2 separate regions of the Homo sapiens genome follow, and region 1 is linked to region 2. A link is an interaction called in ENCODE POLR2A ChIA-PET data of the cell type or tissue named here. Cell type or tissue: Panc1. All regions are shown on one strand. Links, peaks and the distances in the headings refer to the core of each region. The heading gives the core; the rest is flanking DNA. Region 1 overlaps EGFR (epidermal growth factor receptor). Region 2 has its middle 22 kb from the start of ELDR.

Region 1 (4,376 bases), core at 1-4,000, 200 kb before region 2:
TTTGAGACTTGCCTGACCAACATGGTGAAACCCGCCTCTACTAAAAATACAAAAAAAACAGCTGGGTGCGGTGGCACGTGCCTGTAGTCCCAGCTACTCAGGAGGCTGAGGCAGGAGAATCACTTAAACCTGGAAGGCAGGGGTTGCAGTGAGCTGAGATCACACCACTACACTCCAGCCTAGGCGACAGAGCAAGACTCAGTCAAAAAACAAAAAAAAAGTGGTCATTGGAGAATTATTGTGTCACCTGTTGTTTTTTAATGTACTAATTTTGAGAGGCTTTTAAATAGAGTGCACTATAGAACTTTTTCTTGGCTTCAATTTGCTACAATGTTAATAGAGAATCAGAAACCTTATCCTTATAGATGTTTCTTGATTTTTTTAATTTCTGGTGACATTTATGAGTGAGAATAGTGTATTGCCCTGTTTTCTTTCTTACTCCCCTTTCTTCTTCCTTCCTTGCTTTCTTTCTTCTTCCCTTCCTTCTTTCTCTTCCTCGCTCCTTCTTTTTTACAAGCTGTTATGAATTAGCCTTCACAGAGAAAGAAAAATTTTTATAAATAACTGGAAATGAAACTTTGCAAAGGACTGCAGATGAAAAACTTTGTCAAATGACTGTAAAAATATACTATATAATTTTCAAAAGTTAGAAAGTACCAAACACACTCAGTATTCATGGTTATACAAGTATGCATACACATGTATTGCTCCCTGAAAAGTGGTGTTGTTAAGGGAGTTTTTCTTAGTACGCGGCTTAACATATTTTTTTCTGTAATTTGTTGTTAGTTATAATGGGGAGAGAAAACAGGTTAGAGTCTCCCCTCTCAGTTTCACCTTCCATAAAACAGCTAAACTAGACGATCGTCAGACTCCTTCCAGCTGAAAACATCTGTAAAATTAAAAACAAATCTAAATGTATGCAAGATATGTATTTAAACATGCTGGTAATAAGTGTGCTGTCCCTATAATTTAGATGCTAAAACATTGATGTCATAATAATAACAACACCTCGCATTTGTACAGCACCTCATAGTTTACACAATGCCTTAACATTCTTCTCTCTCAGCCTCCTACAACCCCACAGGATTGGGATAGCTTTCCAGATTGGGAGGTGAGGGACCCAGGCTCAGAGCGATTCTGCTGTTGTCCGTAATCACCAGGCTGGTGATCAGTGGGCACTGGGTGCTCTCCTGCTACACAGCACTGTCTCTCAACATGCAGGTCAAGGTTACTTATTCCTCCTTCAAGACGTCATTGGGTTTTTTAGCTATGGATGCCCCATCACTTTTAGTTCTATTTGTGAATCAAAGGCTAAATAAAGTATTCCTCAAAATTTGTTATACTTCTGTTACTAATGCTTAATGTCCCTCACAATTTCTGTATATTTCTGTGTATTTCTGCTCTGTTTTGGTTCCTTTCCCAGGTTTCTTTTTTGTTATGAAGTAGTTTTTAGACTCAAGTCTCTTCTGTATGTGTTATAACTGCCCATTCCATAAGATACAGGGCAGTGAATTTGTGAGCCTTGAAAATATTTACTTTAGAAATGAGAAGTATGACTTTTCAACGTTGTGTCATCAACTTCTGTAAATTTTCCAGACCTATAAATACTTGCAGAAAAAAAATGAAAGGAGAAGGCAACTTGATTTAGCAGTTGGGTCAGTTAGCAATGCCTATGGCAAGCTGTAGTAATTCCCTTACATAGATTTGTAAGACTCATTTCTATGATTTAAATGAAGGCATACACTTAACCTCTTTAGGGTGTGAAACAGCTTTTACAAAAAGAGACAAACTTAAGAAACAGTGTGGCCCTCCAAGAGTGTTCATTTTCCATATCATACCATTTGTAATAAGCTATTCTGGCTGGGATTTACTTGCAAGCATTGGCTTTTAAGAAGAGATGGTTTCACACATCAAATTATTCACTTGGAGGCACTTTCTGGGTTGAAGGAATGGAATGGAGAGTGCGGCAGTGAGTAGATCTCTCAGTGACGGTGATGTGCCTCTCCCAGAAGAAATTTCAAAATGCAGTGTTCATTTTCCTCCACAAGAAAGGAAGAAACTGTTTTGTTATTGTTTATTCCTAACATAGTGGAAACTTTTCAGTACTCTGGCAGAAATTTCCCAAAAGCAATTTTCTATTTCATGATTATAAAGTAGCAAAGGAAAAAGTCCTGCACTCCAGCTGAGCAATGGATCTCCAGTTGTTATCTAGGTGCTGCAGGTTTAGAGAGGATTGCCAGGAGAACACATCGATTTTTCAGGCCTGTGATGACGTATCTCTTGTTGAATAAGTAAACCCTTCCAGTAAACAGACAGTTAGTATATTGATTTCAGGGTGGCTTTAGCCACTGAACCTGTAAGTCTTGCAAAGGTTACTTGGGCAAAAGCATCATTATTTTACCTTCAGTCAACAAAAATCTACCTGGCCAAGGCAGAACAGAAAGTTCAGCAATTTGATGAAGTGGGACAACATGAAGAATCAGGTGAGTTGCCTACTTTTTCACTTCACTTTCCACCTTTAGAGATTCTTGTTTAGATGCAGAGTAGTGACGTGCCTGGTGTCAGGGAGAGAGTTGAATGAGAAAAGTCCCAGAAGGGCAGAAGACTTGGGTGATTATCTGAGTCCATCTTTCCTTATCACATGACAGAGTTCTTGAAGTCTTGGCTAGGAATTCTAGGCTTTTAGATTCTTTGGGCAATGGCTACTAAATGTTCATAATGTTGCTCAGTTGCAAAAACAAGACATTCAAACTATAGCCAGGGAGATAAGTAGTCACGAACTCAAGGCCTAAATTCTGCTGATGGAGCCGATGAGAATTGGGTGCTAAGGCAAAGAGAGTTGCCAATATTATATTCTTCGGGGTTTTTTGTTTTTATTCGCATTTTGGAAAAGGAAAATATTAGCATTCCTCTGACTTAATATTGAGAAGACATTGGGCACTCTTTTTCCTCCCACACTTGTCTTCTTTCACTAGGTGACAAGGGAAGAGGTAGCATGAGGTGGTGGTCACAGGTGAGAGGGGCTGTTGTGAGCACAGGCATGTTGACTGCACATTGGTCACCTAGTAGAAGTTTTGCAGGCTTGGTGACTTCTGAACACTGTTTTCAAGGTTGATTTTTAGTTGAGAGAACCTCTAGGTACCACGTAATGTTATTAACAGTAGTACTGATCTCACAATCGCCCTATGTCCCATTCACAAGATGTTCTGCCAAGCCATAAAAGGCCCAGTTAAGTTTAAGAGAAGTCTCAAAAGTAACAGATGATAACTAATTAATACCCAGTGATTTTGAAATGTAGACATCAAACATACCAATTCAGTGGTATCATCCTTAGAGGCAGACAGAGGATGATTAAATCATTCAGCCCATCTCTGTCTGAGGACGCAGCTTAGCACAGCATGGTGGAGGCTAAATGGGCCTTAAGGGAAAAAATGATATCTGAAGATGCAATTTATTTCAAAAAGAGTTTGCTCCCGTGAATTTTCACTCTCTATGTAGAACGGCACCAGCACACACTTTTCCTGAGCCTTTGCATGTGTGGCAGGCAGCGGCCTGGCATCCTGGGGAACTGAATGAGGACGCAGATGACCCGGACGTGTTCACAGTTTGACACATCTGACTCCCAGATCAGGGACAGCTAGCTTTGCTGGCTGGTTAAGTTGATGATTCCATCTTTGCCTGGTTCTCTGACTGTCTCATGCTTTCTGTTATTACTATTTTGCAGCAGATATTTCTGCTCATTTTTCAATCATATATGCATCCTGGATGGCATAGAGTTGATTCTCCTAACAAATCAGTGTCCCTTTGTATTTTTTTCTGGCCATAAGATAGAATATATATGTCATTTATTAAAAATGGAGAAAATGTTCAGGAGTTTCTTGACTCAGAGAGGGAAAAGGGATACTCAGGGCACTTTTTCAGCCAGGAATTTACTACCTTTGCAGGGTAAAGGGGACTCACCACGCTGGAAGTCAAAATAAGCCACCAGTGCCAAGTGTTCAAAGCCCTTAGAATCACAATGCTCTTAAAGCAAAGTCTTCAACAATGCTTGAAAACTTCCACTGGTTCTCAGTATGTCCAAAATTGTCATGTCTATGAATGATTTTCTCAATCTGAAAATTTTTATAGCAGGCTAAAGAATGAGATAGGTCAGTGTGATTCTAGAACTAATCATTAACATTCAATAGATGACTATTTTATTCTAGAAAAAGCAGCAACTTTCTATTTACTCTCTATTTTGAGGGTAAATTCTCTGTAAGTAGAAAAAGCAAAATGTGGACATGGGACTAACATATGAATATACAAAGCAAATGTACCGAAAAAATCTTAAGACCTGCCTTGTGGTGTTTTTTGTTTTGTTTTGTTTTCATTAAAGT
Region 2 (4,390 bases), core at 254-4,253:
CTGAATCCTACTTCTGTCATTTCAGTCATCTCAGCCTCAGCCCAGTTCTGTGCCCTTCCTGGAGAGGTGTTGCAGTCATTTGAAAAAAAAAGGGACTCTAACTTTTTGAGTTCTCAGCATTTTTGCGTTGATTCCTTCTCATCGTTGCGGGCATATCTACCTTCAATCTTTGAGGTTGCTGACATTTGAATGGAGTCTTTTTGTTGTTGATGTTGTTGATGTTTGTTTTTCTTTTAACAGTCAGGCCACTTTTCCACAGGGCTACTGTGGTTTGCTAGGGGTCCACTCCAGACCTAGCTGCTTCAGTCCTTCCTGCACCTGGAGGTATCACCAGTGAAGGCTGCAAAACAGCAATTATGACAGCCTGCTCCTTCCTCTTGGAGCTCTGTCTCAGGGGGACCCTGACCTGATGTTGGCCCAAACAGTCTTGTAGGAGATGTCTGGAGACCCTTCTTGGGGGGTCTCACTCAGTCAGGAGGAACAGGATCAGGGACCCACTTAAAGAAGCAGTCTGGCTGCCCCTTGGCAGAGCAGGTGCACTGTGCTGAAGGGAACCTCCCTCATGCAGACTGTCTGGACTTTCTAGAACCAGGAGGCTGGAAAAACTAAGAGTTGGCTCAATGGCAGAGACAGAGGCTGCTCCTCCCCCTGGGGGCTCCATCCCAGGGAGATCAGATTTCTGTCCATATAACCCTAGCTAGAGTTGCTGAAATTCCCACAGGGAGGCCCTGCCCAGTAAGGAGGGATGGACCGGGGTCCCACTTAAAGAAGCAGTCTGGCCACAGTCTGGCATAGCAATGTGCCGCATTGTGGGGAGCGCCTCTCAGTCTGGACCACTCAGGCTCCCCAGAGCCAGCAGGCTAGAACAGCTGACTCAAACCAGAGAGATGGTGGCCGCCACTCCCCCCTGGGGAACTCAGTCCATCTTAGGCAGTCTCCAGCTTGCTGCCACTAGCTGTCTAGAATGTCAAGCCAGTGGGTCTTAAATTGTGAGGTGCAGCAGAGGGGCCACAGAATGATGCCACTTGGCTCCCCTAGATTTAGCCCCCTTCCTAGGGGAATTCTGCCTTGCCAGAATTACCGGGGCTAGAGTATGCAAAACTCCTGGGTCTCCACATGTGCATGAGTGGCCACTCCACTGAGACTCCACACAGCTCTGTGCTTTGGACCTAATGCCCCGGTGGAATGGGCTCACGAGGGGATCTCCTGATCTGCAGGTTTGCAAAAATCCATGGGAAAAGCATGGTTTCCCAGACACGGTCGCACAATCACTCACCACCTCCCTTGGCTGGGTTGGGGGCTCCCCTGGCTCTGCCACTCTCAGGAGACCCATACCCCACCCTGTACTTCATTGCTCTCTGTGGGTTGAGCACTACATCTCGTCAGTCCCAATCAGTCCCAGTGTAAGAACCTGGATATGTCAGTTGAAGATGGAGAATTCACTCCTTTTATTTATTTTCATTTTTCAAGACTGTCTTGCTCTATTGCCCAGGCTGGAGTGGCGGATCTCAGCTCACTGCAGCCTCGGCTTCCTGAGCTCAAGTGATCCTCTCACCTCAGCCTCCCAAGTATCTGGGACTATAGGCAGTTACCACCTCGTCCAGCTAATTTTTGTAGTTTTTGTAAAGACAGGATCTCCTTATGTTGCCCAGGCTAGTCTTGAACTTCTGAACAATCCTCCCACTTGAACCTCCCAAAGTGCTAGGATTACAGTTCTGAGCCACTGTGCCCAGCCTTCTCTTTTTATTGACTTATAAAAGTTCATTATTTATTCTGGATTTTCATTTTTAATTTTCTGATCACATGGATTATACATTGTAAATATTATCTTTGGTAAAATGTAATTTTAAATTTTTTACATCAACTTTATTTTTTGATAAATGTGATGCTTTGTACATCTTGCTTTAGAAGGCCCTCATTTTCCCCATAGACATAAATGTTCTCCCATATTCTTGTCTAGCTCCAGGGAACTTTCATTTTTGACTTCATGACTCCAGCAGAAGACTGCCTCTGGCTGCCCCCAATGTGGCTGCTTCTCTCATTCCAGGCCCAACCTTCAGTTGGCATTTCCAGGCCCAAGTCCCAGCCCGCCAGGCCTGCCATCCTCATTGCCATCTGCTCACGTCCACCCTTACAATCGCCTATTGCTCCCAGCATCTCAGCGTGTGATGAAAGGTGGATGGAAGCATTCCCAGTGCCCCCACCGCCTTCAGAATGCAGGCCCTGACTTTCTAGCTCTGGCGAAGAAAAGCCTCCCACCACCCATGGCACCTGGAGACCGAGGAGCAACCTGGGTCTTGAAGGGTGGGAGATGCATGCAATCCCTGGACAGCTCTAAAAGATGCTTCTCTGGTGCTTCCAGGCAGAGAACTAGCAGCAGCGGGTGGTTGCAAGGGTCTGGAAAATCTTGGCGGGCTCGGTCACAGCCTGCACAATCTTTCCCAGAGAATTGCCACAGCCCTGTTGGAAGAATCAGCCCTACCACCAGGCCTCTCTTCTTCCAGGGCCAGCTCCCTCACCCACCGCAGGCCTGGGAAGCCCCTTAGGACTCCCCACTTCTCTGGAGCCTGGGCAGACCTCTTACTACTGCCCTTTTTCCACAGGAGAGAACTCTTTCCTCTGTCCTTGTCTGTCTCTGCTGGGCATCTGACACGTTCACCTGGGCTGCACCTTGAGGAACACTCTGCCTAAGTCCCAGGTCAACAAGGAAGGGAGAAGGTCACTTAGGAATGAATCTGGCACAAATCACAGAAAACAATGTGATTCCAAAACGTTCACGCTTTAAACAAAAAGGGGTTAATTTCCTTACTTAGGATAAGCCCCAAGGGAGTCAGCCCAGGGCAGATGGAAGAGCTCAGCATCGCCCAGAGGCACCGCCCTGACTGTGCCAGCTTTCATCATCGTACCAGCTTGCAAGGTTGCTGCTGCCCCTCAGCTGACAAGTTAGAATTCCAGGCAGGAAGATGAGGGACGAGGAGAGAGGAATGGTGAGTGAACCCAGCCCCGTTGGATCAGAAAACCTAGACGCCGGGTTGTGTATCATCTGCCAGGTCACTGGCCCCAGATAAAGAGAGCTGCCCGAGTTTCGTAGGGCAGCCGCGTTCCTCCAACCTGGGTTGAGGAGGTCACCCTCCCGGGATTAAGGGTTTCCACCAATGACCCTAACAGCTGGGGCTACTGTTAGCAGAAAATAAGAGGGAAGAAATGTAGCTGGGCAGACAGTACCCAGGGCACACACAGGAGAAACCCAAGGGAGAACAGGGCCACGGCAGTGGACACACTCTCTAGGCTGGAGGTCGGGGCCCCATCGCAGCCTCCGTCAGGCAAGGTGGGAGATGGAGGCTGGACATGAGCCTGCGCAGTGGGTCAGGGTGCGTTCCCAGGCTTCTGGGGATGCCAGGGATGTCACACTCCCACAGCTCTGTGGAGCAGAACACCAGGGGGCTAATGGGGGCCCAGAGAGCAGAGTCCAACCCATCAGGAAGGCCCTGGGAAACAGGAGCAGGAGGGTGAAGAGAAGGCCTAGAGAGCAGCCTCGGGAGGAAACTCACAGGCACGGGGCAGCCCAGGCAGGGCTCCAGGCGGAGGTAACCAAACCCAAGGTCCGCTGCTCGCTGCTCGAATCCAAACACACGAGAGAACTGGTGGGAGGAAAAGAGTGCCAGCAAGCCAAGAAGATGGCCAACTAGCATCCTACAGCACCACCTCGAGTCGCTACAAACTTTAGGCTATTTTATGTTAAGGGCAGGAGACAGAGGAGGGGGTTGGGATCAAGAGGTAATGGAGGACCGCAGACACCTGGGAGCCAGCACGGGTCCAAGAAGGTGGAGAATGGCTTTGTCACAGTGCTCTTGGTTACAGTGCTCTTGGTCAGGTCACAGTGCTCTTGGAAATCTTTCACAAAACATAGTTGTTTACATACTTCTCCTTTAGTCCCAAAGCTAGTTTTAAAAACTACATGATTGCTGTTAATTTTCTCTGTACTCTAAAATTATCCTCCCCTACGTGCAAGAATGGGTAAAGACCCCTTAAAAATGGAGTTGTGTTCTTTTGCTGTTTCACTGTCATAGCATTACAGAGGAAAGCCGTGACTTTGGAGACATAGAGGGGCTCCGCATTGCTCCCAGGTGCGCCCCAGGAGTTCTGGGAACAAGATCAGGGCAGGAAGGCCGATTCTAGACCTCACACCCGGCGGGAGCGAGCTCTGCCCTTGCCGGAAGTGACCAGGTTGCGGTTGCGGTTGCAGTTGCAGCTGACCTGCACTAAGGCAGCCCGGCTGCAGAGGGAGAGCCTGGGAAGTGCAGGTAATGCAGTCCTCAGGCCTCCTCCACACCCCATTTCAGTCATGCAGACCCCAAACCCTGCGGGGCTCTGTGCCAGGGGCTTCAGG

What was found. ChIA-PET counts read pairs that join two places held together with the same protein. Peaks named below come from ENCODE experiments on the same cell type or tissue, not always from the same donor. Only the 100,000 strongest peaks of a DNase experiment are listed, where the experiment ranks them.
Region 1: POLR2A ChIA-PET joins it to region 2 with 5 read pairs; 4 of 35 experiments call an interaction of 5 or more read pairs at or near these places.

The regions. Positions count from the first base shown.
Region 1 is chr7:55,028,953-55,033,328 of GRCh38, forward strand. The region is part of intron 1 of EGFR (epidermal growth factor receptor); the gene reads left to right. Among named protein-coding and RNA genes, the nearest start is that of EGFR, 12 kb to the left of the region's middle. In Panc1, for the core only: no CTCF peak of the experiment used is centred there; a DNase peak (open chromatin) is centred at 1,572; H3K27ac peaks cover 1,438 bases.
Region 2 is chr7:55,231,074-55,235,463 of GRCh38, forward strand. No RefSeq gene overlaps it. Among named protein-coding and RNA genes, the nearest start is that of ELDR, 22 kb to the right of the region's middle. In Panc1, for the core only: no CTCF peak of the experiment used is centred there; no DNase peak of the experiment used is centred there.